2 separate regions of the Homo sapiens genome follow, and region 2 is linked to region 1. A link is an interaction called in ENCODE POLR2A ChIA-PET data of the cell type or tissue named here. Cell type or tissue: HepG2. All regions are shown on one strand. Links, peaks and the distances in the headings refer to the core of each region. The heading gives the core; the rest is flanking DNA.

What was found. Peaks named below come from ENCODE experiments on the same cell type or tissue, not always from the same donor. Only the 100,000 strongest peaks of a DNase experiment are listed, where the experiment ranks them.
Region 2: POLR2A ChIA-PET joins it to region 1 with 9 read pairs; 10 of 35 experiments call an interaction of 5 or more read pairs at or near these places.

Annotation. Positions count from the first base shown.
Region 1 is chr17:48,942,917-48,946,916 of GRCh38, forward strand. It overlaps SNF8 (SNF8 subunit of ESCRT-II), which reads right to left and starts at 1,926. Exons shown (of 8, transcript NM_007241.4): 1 at 1,765-1,926; 2 at 1,009-1,059. The coding sequence starts at 1,818. RefSeq lists a silencer at 1,639-1,868. In HepG2, for the core only: no CTCF peak of the experiment used is centred there; a DNase peak (open chromatin) is centred at 1,955; H3K4me3 peaks cover 2,042 bases.
Region 2 is chr17:48,869,918-48,874,989 of GRCh38, forward strand. It overlaps LOC105371814 (a long non-coding RNA gene), which reads right to left. Exons shown (of 4, transcript NR_135674.1): 4 at 4,943-5,072. It also overlaps the pseudogene SUMO2P17. Among named protein-coding and RNA genes, the nearest start is that of ATP5MC1, 20 kb to the right of the region's middle. In HepG2, for the core only: no CTCF peak of the experiment used is centred there; a DNase peak (open chromatin) is centred at 1,934; H3K4me3 peaks cover 477 bases.

The sequences.
Region 1 (4,000 bases), core at 1-4,000:
GTGCAGTGGCATGATCCTGGCTCACTGCAACCTCTGTCTCCTGGGTTCATGCAATTCTCCTACCTCAGCCTCCCCAGTAGCTGGGACTACAGGAGCCCGCCACCACGCCCGGCTAATTTTTGTATTTTTAGTAGAGACGGGGTTTCGCCATGTTGGCCAGGCTGGTCTCGAACTATGGACCTCTGGTGATCAGCCTTCCTCAGCTTCCCAAAGTGCTGGGATTACAGGCATATGCCACAGCACCCGGCTCTCAATTTTAAACTCAGAATATGGCCGGGCGCGGTGGCTCACGCCTGTAGTCCCAGCACTCTGGGAGGCCGAGGCGGGTGGATCACCTGAGGCCAGGAGTTTGAGACCAGCCTGGTCAATATGGCGAAACCCTGCCTCTACAAAAAAAAATAACAAAAATTAGGGCCCGGCACAGTGGCTCACGCCTTTAATTCCAGCACTCTGGGAAGCCAAGGTGGGCGGATCACGAGGTCAAGAATTTGAGACCAGTCTGACCAACATGGAGAAACCCGTCTCTACTAAAAATACAAAAATTACCCAGGCGTGGTGGCGCATGTCTGTAGTTCTAGCTACTCGGGAGGCTGAGGTTGGAGAATCACTTGAACCCAGGAAACGGAGGCTGCAGTGAGCCGAGATCGTGCCACTGTACTCCAGTCTGGGCAACAGAGCAAGACTCCCTCAAAAAACAAACAAACAAACAAACAAACACCTCAGAATAATAGGGTTCCTTCCTTATGGGACTGTAATGAGGATTGAACAAGACAGTCTATGTAAAGAAAATAGACAAATGCCTGGGACGTTACAAGCATGTAATCACTCAAAGATGTTAGCCATTATTGTTATTAGCAAGTCACCTAAAAGATCTCAGCGGCTCAGAAATCAAAATTTGCCAAACACCCTATTTCTAGTTCAATCTACACAATCAAGTTCGTATCCAAGGTGTCTTGGCCAGACCTGGTTAGGTCTCCCTCCCTGCCTGGGGCCCCCCAACCGACTTACCTGGGCTAGCTGGTCCTCAGCCAAGACCGTCCCTCGCTCCTTATACTTGGCCTGTCAGACAAAGAGACCAGCATAAGTTAAGAGAGTGGGCGCTGGAGGCCAGGCGCGGTGGCTCACGCCTGTAATCCCAGAACTTTGGGACGCCGAGGCGGGCGGATCACGAGGTCAGGAGATCGAGCCATCCTGGCTAACACAGTGAAACCCCGTCTCTACTAAAAATACAAAAAAATAGCCGGACGTGGTGGTGGGCGCCTGTAGTCCCAGCTACTCAGGAGGCTGAGGCAGGAGAACGGCGTGAACCCTGGAGGTGGAGGTTGCAGTGAGCCGAGATCGCGCCACTGCACTCCAACCTGGGCGACAGAGCAAGACTCTGTCTCAAAAAACAAAACAAAACAAAAAAACACAGAGTGGGCGCTGGGTTCCCCCATTTGTGCTGCCACAGCTTTGGGATGAAAAGAGGAGGATCTCTGTAAATTGTTTTCTTAGGGAGAAGGATAGGGTGAAGGAGTAGAATCGACGACTGTAGATTTGTGAGTAGAATCCCATTTGTAGTTAAACTTGGGTAAATGGGAGAAAGGGCTGGGCATCTGGGAACGCTGCCAATCCACCGGAAGCTGGAGAAATTCTGTGTCCCGGGGCCGAGAAGCCAGTCTCAGATTCTGTTGGGAGGTGATTAACGGGTAGGACACTGCTCCGGGACAATTCAGTCTCGCACGGGTCAGGGGCAGGTTGTGGGTCGGCCTTCTTCCTGCTCACCTCTGCAAGTTTCTTCTTGGCGATGGCGCCAGCTCCCACCCCGCGGCGGTGCATCCCCACCCTGGGCCCGCGGGCCGCCCGGCTGCCGGGACCCCGGGTCTCCACGTCCCGGACTCCGCCGCCGGCTCCCCAAGGCGGAAGCCCGAGCCGCGCGTCATCTGCACGCGCCGGAAGCCACGAGCCGCATTTCCTGCCGCGAGGCTGAGTGTCTCCAGTTCCTACCGGCCCGGCGACCCCGCCTTTAGCTAGTGGCCAAGATTCGCAAAGCCTCGCGGCGAGGAAAGCACGAGTATTCAAGCGCGGCTGAGGCCCTCCTTGGCTAGTGCTGGGACATGGAGCCCCGGCAGCCAAGGCCAACCTTGTGCATTCCACCCACGTAGGCGCCTGGGGCCCTGGTCTTCCTCGACTGCCTCTCCACTGCCTGGAGGTCATCAAATGCCCCTGGACCACCTCCTACGTGCCACACGCTGTGTTGGCCATCCAAGGTTCCATATTGAGCATAAAACAGCCCTCTGCCCTAAAGGAGTTAACCTGTTGGAATCACATACAAAGGATTCTGACTACCAAGCGCCTTGAAGTTAAGTTGAACTCTGAAGACAGATTGCCTGGCTACAAAGCTCAGTTCCACTACATATGGTCCAGGAACTTAAGACAAATTATTTTAATGTCTTTATGTTTCACTATCCGCTGTAGTGAAATAGAATAATACCTACTCATGGCCTGACGCGGTGGCTCAAGCCTGTAATCCCAGCACTTCGGGAGGCTGAGGCGGGCGGATCACCTGAAGTTAGGAGTTCGAGACCAGCCTGGTCAACAAGACGAAACCCCGTCTCTACTACAAATACAAAAAAATTAGCAGGGCGTGGTGGTGCGCATCTAATCCCAGGTACTCGGGAGGCTGAAGCAGAAGAATCGCTTGAACCCAGGAGGCGGAGGTTGCAGTTAACCAGGATCGCGCCATTGCACTCCAGCATGGGCAACAAGAGCGAGACTCCGTCTCAAAAAAAAAAAAAAAAAAAAAAAAGCAGTAAATTATATAGTGCAATGCCTGGCACACAAATAAATATCATTTATGATTGTTATTCATTGTTTGAGATAAAATCAGTCATCTGTAGCCGGGCGCGGTAGCTCACACCTGTAATCCCAGTACTTTGGGAGGCCGAGGCGGGTGGATCACGAGGTCAGGAGTTCAAGACCAACCCGGCCAAGATGGTGAAACTCCGTCTCTACTAAAAATACAAAAAATTAGCCGGGCGTGGTGGCTGGTGCCTGTAATCCTAGCTGCTCGGGAGGCTGTAGCAGAGAATTCCTTGAACCTGGGAGGTAGAGGTTGCAGTGAGCAGAGATCTTGCCAATGCACTCCAACCTCGGTGACAGAGTGACTCCATCTCAAAAAAAAAAAAAAAGGAAAAAAACGAAAAAGACCCAGGTTCCTTAAGCGAACCAGGAGGTGGTAGTTAGGCTTCTCCACATGGAAACCCCTTAGTTTCACTGGCCATGGCCAAAAACCTGCAGTTGCTTCCATGTTTGGGCGCTGCCCACCAACGGTCCTGGGTTGGAAAGGAAGACAGAGAGAGGGAGAGATTCCCCTTTATGGAGTAGAAAGGAAAAGGAAAAAGGGGGAAAATAAATCCCAAACTTTGGGCTTACATTTTCCTCCTGGCTGGCTCGCCAAAATATGTTAACGGTGGAGGGTGTTCCAGGTTCTTGGGGTTTTGCACAAACAACTGGACAAAACGCACAAACAAAGCAAGGAAGGAATTAAGGGATTTATTGAAAATGAAAGTAGCACGGGCGCGGTGGCTCACGCCTGTAATCCCAGCACTTTGGGAGGCTGACCCAGGTGGATCACTTGAGGTCAGGAGTTCGAGACCAGCCTGGCCAACATGGTAAAACCCTCTATCTACTAAAAAAAATGCAAAAGTAGACAGATGTGTTGGCTCACACCTGTAATCCCAGCTACTTGAGAGGCTGAGGCAGGAGAATCACTTCAACCCGGGAGGCCGAGGTTGCAGTGAGCCAAGACCACACCATTACACTCCAGCCTGGGCAACAGAAGGAAACTCCATCTCAAAAAAAAAAAAAAAAAAAGCAAAGAAAAGAAAACTCAGCTGGGCGTCGTGGCTCATGCCTGTAATCCCAGCAATTTGGGAGGCCGAGGCGGATGGATCACCTGAGGTCGGGAGTTCAAGACCAGGCTGACCAACATGGAGAAACCCCTTCTCTACTAAAAATA
Region 2 (5,072 bases), core at 1-4,000, 73 kb before region 1:
CTCAGAATCCCAGGTTGCAAGTCTCCCAGCACTGTACTCGGCCATAGTTCTTAAACCGCATGTGAATCTATAATTATCTCAAAGAGCATGTTGAGATGAGGGAATTGCAACCATGTGTGAGGTGAGGGTATAGTGTTCTAGTGTGTCATAGTGAGAGACAAGGCTCCATCCCGAGGCTGTAGGGGACAGTCCATTCTTTCAGTGGTTGTTGGTGTCCCTTGACTTGTGGCATCACTCCAAAACCTGCTTCCATGGCCACAGTGCCTCCTTCCTATGCCGCCGCCTCTCCTCAGTGTGTGTGCTCTGTGTGCCCTCTTATAAGGACATATGTCATTGGATTTAGGGCCCAGTTGGCTAATCCAGGATAAGTCTTTTCTTCAAGATCCTTAATCACCTTTTGTCATATAAGGCATTACTTGTTCAGTATGTAAAGGGTATGAGAAGCCTGTGCAATGTGGCAAGACTCCTATCTACAAAAAAAGAAAAAGCCAGGCTTGGTGGCATGTGTGGACATCTCTTTTTGGGTGGGAGGGCACCATTCAACCCACTACAGAAAGGTAGGGGCAGATAAATGATTACTAGGATTCTGACCCAGCCAATCAAGATAGAACACACAGAAGAAACAGCAGCCTTCAGGGCTTGAACTTCAGGGAGGGAAGTTCAAGTTTTAACTGAATTTGAGGGTCTTGTGAGGATACTCAGTAGGCAATGGGATAAATGTTTCAGCAAAGAGCTGGGTTGGAGCTGCAGGTTATTCCTGACATGAGTGGCATAGCTGAAACCAAGGGAGTGGACGAGCAAATCTGGAGAGAAAAGATAGGGCAGGCTGAGGACAGACCCTGAATAATGCTAACTTTAGGAGTCAGGCAGGGGACCAGAAGCCATCCATGAAGGGAAGAAAAACCAGGAGAAAATGGGAAGGCTGAAAGCCAAGCAAGGAAATAGTTTCAGAAAATGAGTTCAATAGTGTCAAATACTAGTAGGGTAGGACTGGAAAGAAACCTTTGATTTTAGGAACTTAATGTTGACAGGCAGATAAGCTTTTTTCTCTCTTTAAAAAAATTTATTCTCATTAAAGAACACTTGAAATGCATGAAGTACAAAAGTATAGTTACATCAACCAAACACAATTATTAGCATTTCCATCCATTTTTTAAAACATTGTTTTCAGTCAGGGTTTCACTCTGTCACCCAGGCTAGAGTGCAGTGACACGATACTTCACTGCAACCTTCACTTCCTGGGCTCAAGTGATCCTCCCACCTCAGCCTCGGAGTAGCTGGGACTGCAGGCATATACCACCACGACCCAGTACATCTAGTTGTTTCTATATATAGGTGAGCTTGTGAGTTTTTTTGGGTTTTGAGATGGTATCTCACTCTATCTCACCCAGGCAGGAGTGGTGTGATCATGGCTCACTGCAGCCTCGACCTCCTGGGCTCAAGCAGTCCTCCTCCCTCAGCCTCCTGAGTAACTGGGACTGCAGGCACATGCCATGACACCTGGCTAATTTTTTTTTAAAAATTTTTGTAGAGACAGGGTCTTGCTATGTGGCCCAAGCTGGGCTTGAACTGGCCTCAAGTGATCCTCCTGCCTTGGCTTCCCATAGTGCTGGAATTATAAGTGTGAGCCACCATGCCTGGCCTAGGTGAGTGTTCTTTTTTTTTTTTTTAACACAAACAGAACTAGGTGAGCCTTCAAGGAAAGAAAAAAGACTGTGTGCATGTGTGCGTGCATGCCCGTGAATGCCTGCCTTGATTTCCAACACACGCGTCCTCCTTTAAATCCTCCCTGAGCTGGAGACTGACTTGTGGGCCCTGGGAGAGTGTGTGGGAGTGTGGAGAGTGACCTTTGGACCTGGGTACTTTCCGGCCCCTCCTCCCATGGAAGTTGCTGCACTGATTTGGCCTGTGCAAACACCAGGCACTTTTCGCTGGGTCAATATTTCACATCCGTTGTCAGGGTCTAATCCATCTTCAACATCTGTTCCCTGGGATGTTGTGCACTGCTCTGCCACCTATGACCCCTCATGGTCTTTGTCCCCAGAAGAGGATCTCTACAAGGTCCCCAGGGCTTTCTCCAGCTTGAGGCTGCTCGGTTCTTCTCTTTTTTTCCTCTTTAAACCCTCTCACCTTTGCCTGAGCCAATAATCTCCCTCAAATTACAGGGAGAAGCCCCTTCTGTCTGGAAGCCTTCCCTGGCTCCAGAACACAGGGACGTGGTAGCTGCTGTTGTGTAGAATTCAGCAAACCTCACCTGCCAGTGGGTCCAGAACACGTTCTGACCCAGTGTCCTGCTTGCCACCTTGTACTTCCTGACTGCTGCTTCCTGCTGTGAGCCTGCTGGAGCCCTGGGGACACACATTTACTTGAATAACATCTCAAAATAGACTGGGAAGACAAAATGTACTACAAGGGGCCAGGCACCGTGGCTCATGCCTGTAATCCTAGCACTTTGAGGGGCTGAAGCAGGCGGATTGCCTGAACTCAGGAGTTCAAGACCAGCCTGGGCAACAGGGTGAAACCCCATCTCTACTAAAATACAAAAAATTAGCTGGGCGAGGTGGTGGGTGCCTGTAGTCCCAGCTACTCAGGTGGCTGAGGCAGGAGAATTGCTTGAACCAGGAGGTGGAGTTTGCAGTGAGCCAAGATCATGCCAAGGCACTCCAGCCTGGGCGACAGAGCAAGACTCCATCTCCAAAACAAACAAACAAACAAGAACCCAAAATATACTACAAGGTGTAACTAGAAATTGTTTTCAAGATTGGTGCTTTTGCACCATTGATTAGACGAGGCAACCAAGTGCATTTATTTTGATGCATGCCTGTCTTGTTCCTCTAATCAACTCCCAAGAACAGGGACAGACTGGGCATGGTGGCTCATGCCTGTAATCCCAGCACTTTGGGAGGCCGAGGCGGGCAGATCACCTGAGGTCAAGGGATCGAGACCAGCCTGACCAACATGGTGAAATCCCGTTTCTATTAAAAATACAAAAATTAGCTGGGCGTGGTCGTGGGTGCCTGTAATCCCAGCTACTTGGGAGGCTGAGGCACGAGAATCACTTGAACCCGGGAAGTGGAGGTTACAGTGAACCGAGATTGCACCACTGCGCTCCAGCCTGGGATACAGAGCAAGACTCGTCTAAAAAAAAAAAAGAAGAAGAAGAAGAACAGGGACAGATTTCTGTTCATTCTCCTCAGTGCAAATCTCTGGCCCCAGCTTTCCTCATCATTATTCAAACCCAACATATATTCGGCATTTACTATAAGCAAGTGCTGTTATTAAGCCCATTTATAGATGAGGGAGCCAAGGCTTAGCAAGGATAAAGACTTGAAGGCCGCACAGCTGCAGAAGGTCAGGCTGGACCAGGGTTTATGTTGTTAACACTAAATTGTTTGGAGAAACAGCAAACCCAGCTGTGGGGGAATGGGAGGGGTGGGTGTGGAGCCTGAGGCTAACTTCCTCCCACCCAGCCATTCTGTCCTCTCTGCAATAAAATTCATAGTCCAGGAAATTCCCTGCAAGTGACAATGACTCTTAAACTTTCCTGAAGATAAGAATTGCTGGGCCAGAGCCTCCTTCACTGCTTGCCATCCCTTCAGCTGATGGTCAGTAACTCTTTCTTTGCCAGTAGCCTGCCTGGCCTTCCAGTTTACCAGAGAGGCCCTGGTGATGAACCAGGCCCACCTCCCATCTTCCGGAACCCATCCCTGCCACCTCACCCAACCCCACCCTCCTTCCCTCTTTCACTCTGGGAGTTTTTGCAGTTCATCTGCTCAGCCAAAGAGAAGTAACTGCTAATGTTAAGCCGAAATTTGGGTCAGGCCAGGAGGCACCTTTAAAATAAAAAATTTACTCGGGTACAGGAAACAGCTATAAATGATCTTGGAAATGCAGGCACTCCATCTGGTTACACACTCCAGGCAATGCCCAACAGAGCATCTGAAGGGGCCTTGCTTATCAACTGTCATGGATTCAGGAAGCCAAACAGACCTGCCTGTTACCAAGGTGTCTCCTGCAGGCCCCTGCCTCCAGAAATGACCACCCCTGAGATGAAAACTTCTCTTGGGAAGAAACTGAGAAGGAGCTTTTAACAATTTGCTCAGGGCTTCCCACTCTTTGTTGCTGGGACATTCTTTCTGTAGCCAGCTTCAGTCCCTGTTAACACATAGTGAACAACAGTATTATTTTTGTTGTGTTCCACATCTGCCGTGTATAATCTCCTTTTATTTTTTTCTGAGTTAACTTTGTTTTCTTTTTTCTTTGTTTTTTTTTTTTGTTTGTTTGTTTTTCTGCTGACTACCTACTTATCTGTCATAACTTTGTTTTTATTGTGGTAAGAACACAATGTGAGATCTAGCTTCTTTTTTTTTTTTTCATTTTAAACAAGAAGTTTATTTAAACAACAAGACGCTTGACTTGAAGGGAAAACTATGTAGGATTCTTTTTTGTTTTAGAGTAATTTATCCTTACTTAAAGACAGATTACCCTACATGTAACAGCTACGTACAAAAAAGTTATAAAATTGTCCTTGGTTTTACAATGATAAATGAAAAACATTAAAATTCTCCAATTGAACAAGGTATGCAAGGATTTTTATGTTGTTGTTGTTGTTTTGTTGTTGTTGTTAAAACAGTGAGAGCAAAATAACTTACTGGAATATAAAGATAGGAGCTGAATGAGCATGCCACTAATGGAGAAAGGGGGTATTTTCACAGAATCAGTATTTTTCCCCATCCCGTCTCCCCTTGATGTCAGTCAAAACATACCATTGGCTGTTTAGTTAAAAAAAAAAAATGCAATATGCTTGTGCACATATACCAGTTACTTTACGTACAATAAAGGAATGGGGAAGGGGGAAATGAAAGAACAGAGAAAACTATACGGTAGTAGTCAGGATGTGGTGGAACCAAATTGCAGTTTTCTAATTGAGAATGTAATCTTGGTCTTTAAAGAACAGAGTTCTGGAGTAAAGAAGCAGGTTCCCTTTTCAGTAGACACCTCCCGTCTGCTGTTGGAACACATCAATTGTATCTTCATCCTCCATTTCCAACTGTGCAGGTGTGTCTGTTTCA